3 separate regions of the Homo sapiens genome follow, and regions 2 and 3 are each linked to region 1. Evidence: chromatin contacts called from ENCODE Hi-C or POLR2A ChIA-PET data. All regions are on one chromosome and are shown on one strand. The core of a region is the stretch at or near the end of the contact, and the rest is flanking DNA. Distances in the headings are between cores, read along the strand shown. Region 1 holds the start of ANTXR2 (ANTXR cell adhesion molecule 2). Region 2 overlaps CFAP299 (cilia and flagella associated protein 299). Region 3 overlaps BMP3 (bone morphogenetic protein 3).

Region 1 (3,268 bases), core at 689-3,188:
CCATAGACTGGTTCTGGCTGGTTTACAGAGGCTGTGGCACTGAGTGCCTTCATGTCTTCTGTTTCACCTTTTGACATATAGGGCCTAATTATAATACATTTAATTGTTAAGTCTCCACCTCAAAGTGAACATGAGACATATGCAACTTGCATGTTTGCTTACTATTCATGTTTGCTTACTAAACATGCATGTTGCATATGTCCCATGTTCACTTTGATGTGGAAACTTAACCCACCTGCTTCAGAAATATGCATAGTTCATGTACCCCTTGCTTCAGAAATATTCATAGTTCCTCCTATAACCTGTTGAATATGTATACTTGGCCAACTCATTTAGCATAAATTCCTGTTCCACCCTTTCCTCCCTCAAAGTGCCTGCTTTTTGTCTCTGCCAGAGGCTACACTTCCCAGCCTGTCAAGATGTCCAGCCTGCAGCTGTAACCCTTTATAAGAAATGAAGTTCTCCTTTCCAAATTTATGAACCTCAGGATTGTTTGTCAACATGTTGCTACTGCAATAGTCTCCTAACTGCTCTCCCTGTTGTCACTGTTGCTAACTCCAAATTCATTGTCTCATTGCAGCCAGAATGATCTTTGAAAAACACAGATCATATCAATTCATCTGCCACTCCACTCCTGGGCTTAAACCCCTCTAATAACCTCCTGTCACACTCAATATTAAATATCTGAATTCCTTATCTCAGTAAACAAAGCATCACATAATCTGGCCCTTGCCTATTTGTCTTACATCATCTTACCTGCAAAGCTCCAGCTACACAGTTTTTTTTTTTTCTTTTTTGAATATGCTAAGCTAATGTCTATGGACCTTTGCAGTAACTCCAAATGTTTCCCCTTAGAGCTCTTGGAATGACTGGGTCTTTTTTGTTAGTCACTGAGTCTGTCATTCTTTATCATCACAATATTTTAAATTTCTACAGGCCACCTTTCCAATATGGACATTTTTTTTCCTTGCTTATGTATTTATTTCTTATTGTCTGTTTTCACTCTTCAGCCAGACTGTCAGCTTCATGAAAGCAAGGGCTTGTTATCTTGTTCTGTGCACTAACCTCCACTTCTGGAACAGTGCCTAGCAAATAATAGGCACTCAATGAATCTTTGTTAAAGTAACTAATTTTTATCTTCAAAGAGCTGACATATCTGGTTGTATATCAAATATAATAAATGAAAAGTTAAATACATATGGCAACAAACAGAAGAGATGTATATGTAAGTACTACATAAAGCATTGATTTTGTTAAAAATGAAAAGGTATTTAGGTTCTAAAAGCCAGTTTTGACTAAGGGAGGGCGGAAGTCACGGAGGTGGGGGGAAGAGAGAGGAGGGAGAGCAGAACTAGTAGACAGAGGATTTGTGCACAAACTTGAGTGCTTGCACAAGTTTTGCAAAGGAGACCTAGCTTGCCCAAAGCTGAAATTCTCCAAAACTGGAGCTTGCAGGGAAATGACAGTGGGCTGAAATATTTTGAGGTACAACTTTCCACTCCCAAAGAGGCCTGCTATCCCCTCCCACTCCCCACTCCGGCCTTTCCTTGGCTTGGCTTTTTTTAAAGAAAAAAAAAAAAAAAACTAAGCAGGTTTCTTTAGAAGAAAAAGAGGAAGTTCATAAAGAGTGTTTGTGGTAGTAGGGGTGGGGTGGAGTGAGGAGTGAGGAGGCCGTCACCTCCCATGGAATCCTTAGTCTTGGGTTTGTGAACCACGCATGGGGGCTGTTTTAGCACAGCTGCTAAAATAGGCCAGGCCTGCAGGACATACGGGTATGTTTAGTTTCTAGATAACTTTTGTTTTTCTAAACTCCTTCTTCCCTTTCCCAAATCTGGCAAGCGTTAGTCATCTTCAACTCGGCAGGAACCCACAAGTGTGCATGTGTGGCTCGGAGGCTTCAGCTGGGGCCCCGCCCTCGTCCCCAGGCGCACACTGACACACGCAGCCCAGACCCGGCCCGAGCGGGCTCCTGCCCTCGGCGTGGCTTCTCTCCAGCCGGGAGTCCCAGGGCCAGCTAGCCTCCTCCCCTAAAGGGGACGGCCTGTCAGCGCAGTGCCAGAGTCCAGCACCGGGAGGAAAGTTTCGGAGTGCGGAGGGAGTTGGGGCCGCCGGAGGAGAAGAGTCTCCACTCCTAGTTTGTTCTGCCGTCGCCGCGTCCCAGGGACCCCTTGTCCCGAAGCGCACGGCAGCGGGGGGGACTTCAGCCCTCCAGGCGGGGTGGGTTCCAGGTCCGGGTCCGAGGCGGGCGCTGGAGGCTCGGCCCCAGGCCGGAGAGGAACTCCTTTCGCGAGCTGTCGCCGTGGGCCCGCATTGTCTGCAGGAACTCTCCGGAATCGGGAGGGGGAGGACTGGATCGCGCTTCCACTGGGATTCGTCAAGAGTTCCGGCGGCAGCTGCGGCGGTGGCGGAGACTCCCTTTGTCCTCTCAGGACCTCCCTCTCTCCCTCCCTGTCAGCTGGTGGGTCCCGCTGCCGCAGGCGCCGGCGTCTCAGCTGCTCGCCGCCCCCCACCCCAGAGTGCGTGCCGGGTGACTCCCGCCACCTTTGCGACCCTCCTGAGCTTAGGGGACTGCGAGCGGGAGGGAGTCTCAGGCCCCCGGCCGCAGGATGGTGGCGGAGCGGTCCCCGGCCCGCAGCCCCGGGAGCTGGCTGTTCCCCGGGCTGTGGCTGTTGGTGCTCAGCGGTCCCGGGGGGCTGCTGCGCGCCCAGGAGCAGCCCTCCTGCAGAAGAGCCTTTGATCTCTACTTCGTCCTGGACAAGTGAGTGTGCGAGGGAGGTCCAGGGTCTCCTGGTGAGGGCGGCACTGGATCAGCTGGGGCTGAGGCTGAGATGCGTGTGCGCACCCCGGGGAGTGGTGTTGGAAACCCGCGGAGGGGTGCCCTGTTGCTGTCTTCTTTCAAAGGGCAAGCGCGTTCGGATCTGTGTGGGCGGAGATCAGCCGGGTCGGGGGTAGTGATTGGAGCCCCGGGCTACTTGGCTCTTTGGGGAGTTGGGGTATTCACTGTTTGCCAGTCTTTTGGCCTCTTGGGAAATGGGAGTGTGGCCTCTTGCGGGCCACGCTCCATCGGCCACAGAGTCCTTACCCACCTCCTCGACCCTGCTCGTACGCAGGCTAAAGTTTGCCTGGTTTTATCCTAATCATAGCGCTTTCATTGGAGCCAGGAAAAGCCTAGGGTTAACATGCCCAATGTGGTTTGCATTTCCTGCGAAGAAAGGCTTTTGTGTTTACTCTGAAGAGCTGGGTTCCACTCTAAACAATTAGGCAGGTA
Region 2 (3,064 bases), core at 69-2,568, 800 kb before region 1:
TATGAGCTAAACATTAGATGACAGTAGAAAATAATTATGAATTTTTATCTAAAATAATGGTGATGTTATGTAGGAGGATGTCCTTATACTCATGAGACGCAAGATGAAATATTTTAAGGTGAAATCTGTAAGCTACTTTCAAATAGTACAAACATAGACACAAATAAACACACACCAAAATACCAAAAGAGAATTGAAGCAAGTTTGGAAAAATGTTAACAATTGTTTTGTCTAGGTTGTGAGTATATTAGCCTTCATTGTACTATTCTTTGAACTTTTCCAAAACTTAAAAAAAATTAATAATAAAAAGTTGAAAAAGTTGCACAAAAATTTGAATGTATTTAATGTCACTCAACTGTACACTTTAAACGGTTAAACTGAAATTTTATGTTGTGTATTTTTGACCAAAAATTTTAAAAAGTTGGAAAAAATCTTATGTAGAGTAATCCTGTCTTAACCACAGTCAGTGTCAATAAACTAGAGGTTTTGTGAGATCTCTAATTATTCACTTAAGGTTTATCCAGAGACACAATCTTCAAGGAAACACATTCTAGACAACTAAAGAAACTACCAAGTGATTGCTCTGGGATTCTGACTTTTTCTTTTAAAGCAATGGACCAAACTGTGCATGAATAATTTCTGTCATTAGATGACACAGACAGATACTCTAGTAAGGATTCAGTAGGAATTGTTAGTCCTAGTTTATGGGTTATATGCACAGTATATGGCTTTTGGGATCTCTGCTCTATTTCTGAATTTTCCATGAGAGACAGTACTTAATATTTAGCTTGGAATAAAGAGAAGCTAAAATGAGTTAAGTATTGGAAAATTAAATTTATCTGTAAAAGAATTCCAAGTAGATATTACAAAATTTTTTTGAACCACAGTTCAGAGGATATGAGTAGATTCTAAAAGTATCCTGGGACATAACTGAGGTTCAACAAGTCAGGGCCAATGTTTCCCTAAAGACTTTTAGGCTGAAACCACAATTACAGGTCACTTTTAATTCTGTTCAGAGCTCTTCCACACACAAAGCTGTGGGGACACTATAATTCTTACTCACAGTGACTGAAAATGAAAGCCTGGTTAAGTACAAAGGGGTGTTTTCTGCCAAGCTCAATGAAAGAAGGAAGTGGCAAGGGTGGGTACAGGATGGCCAAAATTTCCTAGTCTTAACTGTGGACAGCAGGATTGCTTAAAGTTCTGAAAAATATTCCTAAATTAGGTCTTGTCACAGGAGACACACTTCTGACAAAAAAAAATATGACCTGGGAAGGATTGGGATATGGATTTGAGGTCAAAAGTGACATCTTTACATGTCAAAGTCTTAAATGGAATAATGTACTGAATTAAAAAAAATAATGGCAGTGATCTCTGTTTGGTCCTGGATTTCTGGTTGTACATATGTATGTGTCTGTATATAACTTTGGTTAAGCCAGCTAACACTTTAATGATACAGGTTTTTTAAGTGTTAAAATGTGAAAAAGGTCTTGTATTAGTCCATTATTATATTGCTATAAGGAAACACCCAAGACTGGGAAGTTTATAAAGAAAAGAGGTCTAATTAACTTACAGTTCCACATGGCTGGGGAGGCCTCAGGAAACTTACAATCATGGCAGAAGGCACCTCTTCCCAGGAAAGCAGGAGAGAGAATGAGTGCCAGCAGGGGAAATGCCAGTTGCTTATAAAACCATCAGATCTTGTGAGAACTCACTCACTATCCTGAGAACAGTATGGAGAAAACTGCCCCCATGATTCAATTACCTTCCATCAGGTCCCTCCCGTGACATGTGAGGATTATATGGATTACAATTCAAGATGAGATTTGGGTGGTGACACAGCCAAACCATATCAGGTCCCTAACCTATAAGGTTGTTGTAAAGAGAAAATGAAATATTATATATAATATAATATTTATAAATGTAATATATAATATTTATATATAATATGTAATATATAAATTATTTAGTACAGTGCTTTAGTTATTAATTAGTACTATGCACAGTAAGTGCTCAGTTAACATCATCATTGTTTTTAAATCATCATCATAATCATCTCAGACTGACGCAGTTCAACCTTGTAACCACGGTATGGAACAACCTGAGGGAGACCAAGGGCTGAAATAAACTCACACGTAGTGGGTGAGCAAAGAATATCATGACTAGGCTAACAGAAAATATGACCTCTAGAATCTAAGATAGCAGTTTAAACCAGAAGTCACAAACTCAAATGCCTAAAAGAAGCTAGCAGGTACTATGCATGAGTAACTCAAGGGTGATGGTGGTATCACTATATGTGGTTAGTGAAGTCTGTGTTAATCTAGTAAAAATATGCCCCATCTGAGGAAGCAGCTGCAGTTTAATTCTGGATGACAGTTGAGATGAGAGATCTTTTTTTTTTTTTTTTTTGAGACAGAGTTTCACTCTTTTTGCCCAGGCTGGAGTGCAATGGCGCGATCTTGGCTCACCGCAACCTCCGCCTCCCAGGTTCAAGCGATTCTCCTGCCTCAGCCTCCCAAGTAGCTGGGATTACAGGCACCTGCCACCATGGCCAGCTAATTTTTTTTTGTATTTTTAGTAGAGACGGGGTTTCACCATGTTGGCCAGGGTGGTCTCGAACTCTTGACCTTGTGATCCACCCGCCTCGGCCTCCCAAAGTGCTGGGATTACAGGCGTGAGCCACCGCGCCCGGCAAGATGAGAGATCTTATAAGTTTAAAGAAAATTTCAAGTCCAAGATATTTTGTGGGAAATTTTTTGTTTCTGAAACATTGACACAATTTTACATACAATTGTGCAGGCCAAATAAACAATTCTGCAGGCAGATCTGGTCCAATGACTAATTGCTGATCTCTGGTTTCTGGCTTTTTACATCATACCTATCTAAGATTAGTACTGGTTCTAAAGATTGGGGTGAGATTGAGCCTCTGGGTTGGGGACAAGTAGACCAGAAGAGTGTTGCTTAATGGAGATATAATACGATATGAGCCAGCAATGTGAACCACAGATGTATTTTTGAATTTTCTAGTAGTCGCATTAAAAACAAATAAAAAGAAATAGGTAAA
Region 3 (3,151 bases), core at 150-2,649, 980 kb before region 1:
ATTCAGAAACAAATACAGTTCTTTTCCTTGGTGGCAATCTTCAGTCTATTTGCTCATTCCCCTCTGACTATAGAAATAATCTTTTGAAACAAAATGCATTGGCAGTGCAAAAAAAAAAAAAAAAAAAACAGGAAGAAGTCCATAAAAATAAACTAATGATTGAATTAAGCATTCAAATGAGTTCTTTGCCAGGTTATCTGCAAGCGCAAGACTCTACTGTCATGTTAGGGTATACTTTAAGCACTACATTCTTATTTTCATCAAAGAATAAAATACTGAGTGAGGACATCTTTTCTGGTACACAGCAAGGCTCAGGAATCCCAGGAACGACCCCCACAGCTCTCACTATACTCTGGATGGTAGCATGATTTGATGGCTTCAAAGACTAGAGAAAGAAATGAAAGAAGAACACATATGTTAGGTGGAACTGCGTTTCCACTCCTCAGTCCTCATTACACAAAATGCTTATCTAATGAATTTGTTTCAACAATTTAATAAAACCTCTGGCATCATTATACATTAAGCCCAATCGCCTATCCCACCACTACCAAAATGGTTATTATTTATTAAGTGCCTGCTGCATTCCAGGCATATTATATGTAGTATCTCTAATTCTCACAACAAAGCTAACATTTCTTACATTTTACAAAGGCTCAAAAAGCTTAAACGACTTATCTAAGTTCAAATAGCTTGTAAATGGTAGAGGATTTAAACCAAGTTATCTCAGCAAGAATCATTTAATTACAAACAACTTAGCCCCCAAACATGGAATTAATACACTCTACGGTGTTTTCAATAACAGGATTGAAACAAAAAATGATTCGTTATTGACCCTACATTAATCAAAATCCTAACAAGCACTCTATTTAACAGAGATACATTATTGCCACTGCTATATTGATATTTAGGCATTGTTGTTAAAATAAAACCAAGCAGGTCAGAGGGGTATTGATTTATTTAATTTAATAGTTGCCAAGATGGATTGGATGGTTACTATTCCACTATGTAATTATTCAACTCTCCTTAGAAGTACAAACTGGGGGGTAAGAAGACCACACCATTGGCCACTGGGGGTCACTGTTGCTCCACTGGTTTAGAATTAGGCATGGAGTTGTGTTCTAAGAGTGGGCCACGTCCTCTGGGAATTCCCTCTGGGAATTATGAGGGCCTAAAGTTATCCTATGGATACCAGAACTTTCACCAAAGAAGCCTGAGTAAGAATCTTTTCCCTGAGAAAATGCCAAATGGGACCACTAACATTCATGTGAAGCATGTGGTTTTATTTAGAGAACCCCATACAGCTCTGCTCTAGCTAAAAGTACTAAAGGAACAGTCATTTTTGCAAGTCCAGAATGTTAGGTATTGCCAGAGTGGTAAGAACTTCCTAAGAGATGCCCCACTGTGCAACACCTGTGTTTCTCGATTCCTCTTTTAGGCAGGTGAAAGTAGTTTTGTTTTAAACACATTGAGAAACAGAAGTTTGGTAACTTGCCAGAGACCAATTCAGGAGTAGGACTTTGACCAAAACTTTCGCTTTTTAATTTCAGAACTTTGAGCCATGTTTCTCATGGCTCAGAGGAACCCCGCCCCAGTGGATTGGTATTTTAATTTCAAACTCCTAAAGCTCCCAGCATGGGAAACTGGAACAAGTTAAAACTTTAAGGGTATATACAAACCAAGGGAGAAGACAATAATATAGAAAGCAGGCATACTCTTAAAAAAAAAAAGAAAAAAAGGATTATTTTTGGCAGAGAAAGGTTAAATCTCATCCCATCTTTTAATATCAATGAAATAAAATCCATACATCAGACTTCAACTTTATTGTGATTAGGCATAAGTAACTAAATAATTAGACTTAATGATGGGCAACTGTTCTTACTTTTTTTTCCTAGAGATTTTCAGTATATGTTAAAAAGACTGGTTAACTTTGAATTAATTAGCTTTAATTCATTACAAAGCAAGTTATTCCTCCCTTGAGGAGAGGAAGTCCATGCTGTTTTATTTTGCACATTGTATGCCCTGCATCACCAATAATATCTGTGTAACTTACACAAACTACAATCAGTATTGTACAACAAATGTCAGTAGCCATTGCTTGTTATTGCTATTGGTAATTTCTAAAGAAAGCTTTTGCAGCCATCCACTTTTCTCTACTGATTTAAAGTTATTTTTATGACTCAATAATCTAAATAGCTTGTCATAAAGCGAAAACTTTTAAACTAGATTTTCCAAAATTATTCTGTTATTTTAATGTTTAATGACTCCTATAATATTTGAATTTTATACAAAGTGGATCAACTTAATTAGATGAGACCTTGGGTGCTAAATTCTCCTGTGCATTGCTGTTCCTGAGCACCTAGTATAATCTAGGCATGGAACAAATGCTTGTTAAATGGATGAAATACTTAAAAGAAACAACATACCCTCCATTTTTATCCATTTCTGTGGAAATAGTTCCTATCAACACAAATACAAGTTTCTGTGCAAATGACCTGGTGTAGATATGGATAATATTCATGGGTGTTTCCTAGGAAAATTCCTGTCCTTTTTTTTACAGCTTCAAGTAACAAATGATAGATTCAGAAACTATGAGTATATGAGTAGTCTCTAGTGGGCTCACTGGAATTTGGACAGAAGCCCCTGATTCTGCATTGGTGTATCTTATCAGGAACCTCTCAGATTACTAGGAAGTTTCCCCTGCTTTTTTTTTTCTCACTATGAAATCCTCTGATCAACCTGCCATTAACAGAAATAATTACATCGTGCACAAAAGATCCATCCGGTAATTTGCTGGTGTAAAGCATATTGCCAGTCCGGAATTTCTGTTTGTTTCTGAGTTCAGGTCATGTTTCTCATGACTCTTTATTAAACAAGTTAAAAAATTAATATATCAATTACTAATGCATATCTGTGGTATTTGCCTTACCAGCTCTTTCTAATGAGGGTGAAGCACGACTTCAATAGCAGTTAGGTAATTTTTTGCTTAAGTAACTTAGCACATCAAGATTTAATGTTTTTGGAGTTCATTTTTATGACCAGAGATTAGAATTGGAAGATTCAGGAAATTAATTGAGGTTGTATCATTTTGAACGCATTAAATGTGAATTTCTTCTTTGTATGGAATACTTGGTTCAAAGTGTTTAGATTCTTT

The links. A loop is a pair of places that touch in the nucleus more often than their neighbours do. ChIA-PET counts read pairs that join two places held with the same protein, here RNA polymerase II (POLR2A). Pooled maps may share reads with other maps.
Region 2: a loop to region 1 is called in a map with no recorded cell type, with 20 times the contacts of the local background. The contact joins the enhancer-like site here to the promoter of ANTXR2 in region 1. A Hi-C loop is called at or near these places in 12 of 37 single-sample maps with no recorded cell type and 5 of 50 pooled maps.
Region 3: a loop to region 1 is called in a map with no recorded cell type, with 6 times the contacts of the local background. The contact joins the enhancer-like site here to the promoter of ANTXR2 in region 1. A Hi-C loop is called at or near these places in 9 of 37 single-sample maps with no recorded cell type and 5 of 50 pooled maps. POLR2A ChIA-PET finds 5 or more read pairs at or near these places in 1 of 52 experiments (T-cell).

The regions. Positions count from the first base shown.
Region 1 is chr4:80,071,899-80,075,166 of GRCh38, reverse strand. It overlaps ANTXR2 (ANTXR cell adhesion molecule 2), which reads left to right and starts at 1,938. Exons shown (of 17, transcript NM_058172.6): 1 at 1,938-2,758. The coding sequence starts at 2,607. RefSeq lists enhancers at 1,589-1,868, 2,199-2,308 and a silencer at 2,489-2,648.
Region 2 is chr4:80,875,010-80,878,073 of GRCh38, reverse strand. The region is part of intron 4 of CFAP299 (cilia and flagella associated protein 299); the gene reads right to left. Among named protein-coding and RNA genes, the nearest start is that of BMP3, 150 kb to the left of the region's middle. Within about 2 kb of position 1,318, at least 3 of the 41 ENCODE cell types and tissues checked have a DNase peak (open chromatin) inside an H3K27ac peak, as active enhancers do.
Region 3 is chr4:81,050,579-81,053,729 of GRCh38, reverse strand. BMP3 (bone morphogenetic protein 3) reads right to left here. Exons shown (of 3, transcript NM_001201.5): 3 at 1-385. The coding sequence ends at 194. Among named protein-coding and RNA genes, the nearest start is that of BMP3, 21 kb to the right of the region's middle. RefSeq lists a silencer at 1,403-1,452. Within about 2 kb of position 1,399, at least 2 of the 41 ENCODE cell types and tissues checked have a DNase peak (open chromatin) inside an H3K27ac peak, as active enhancers do.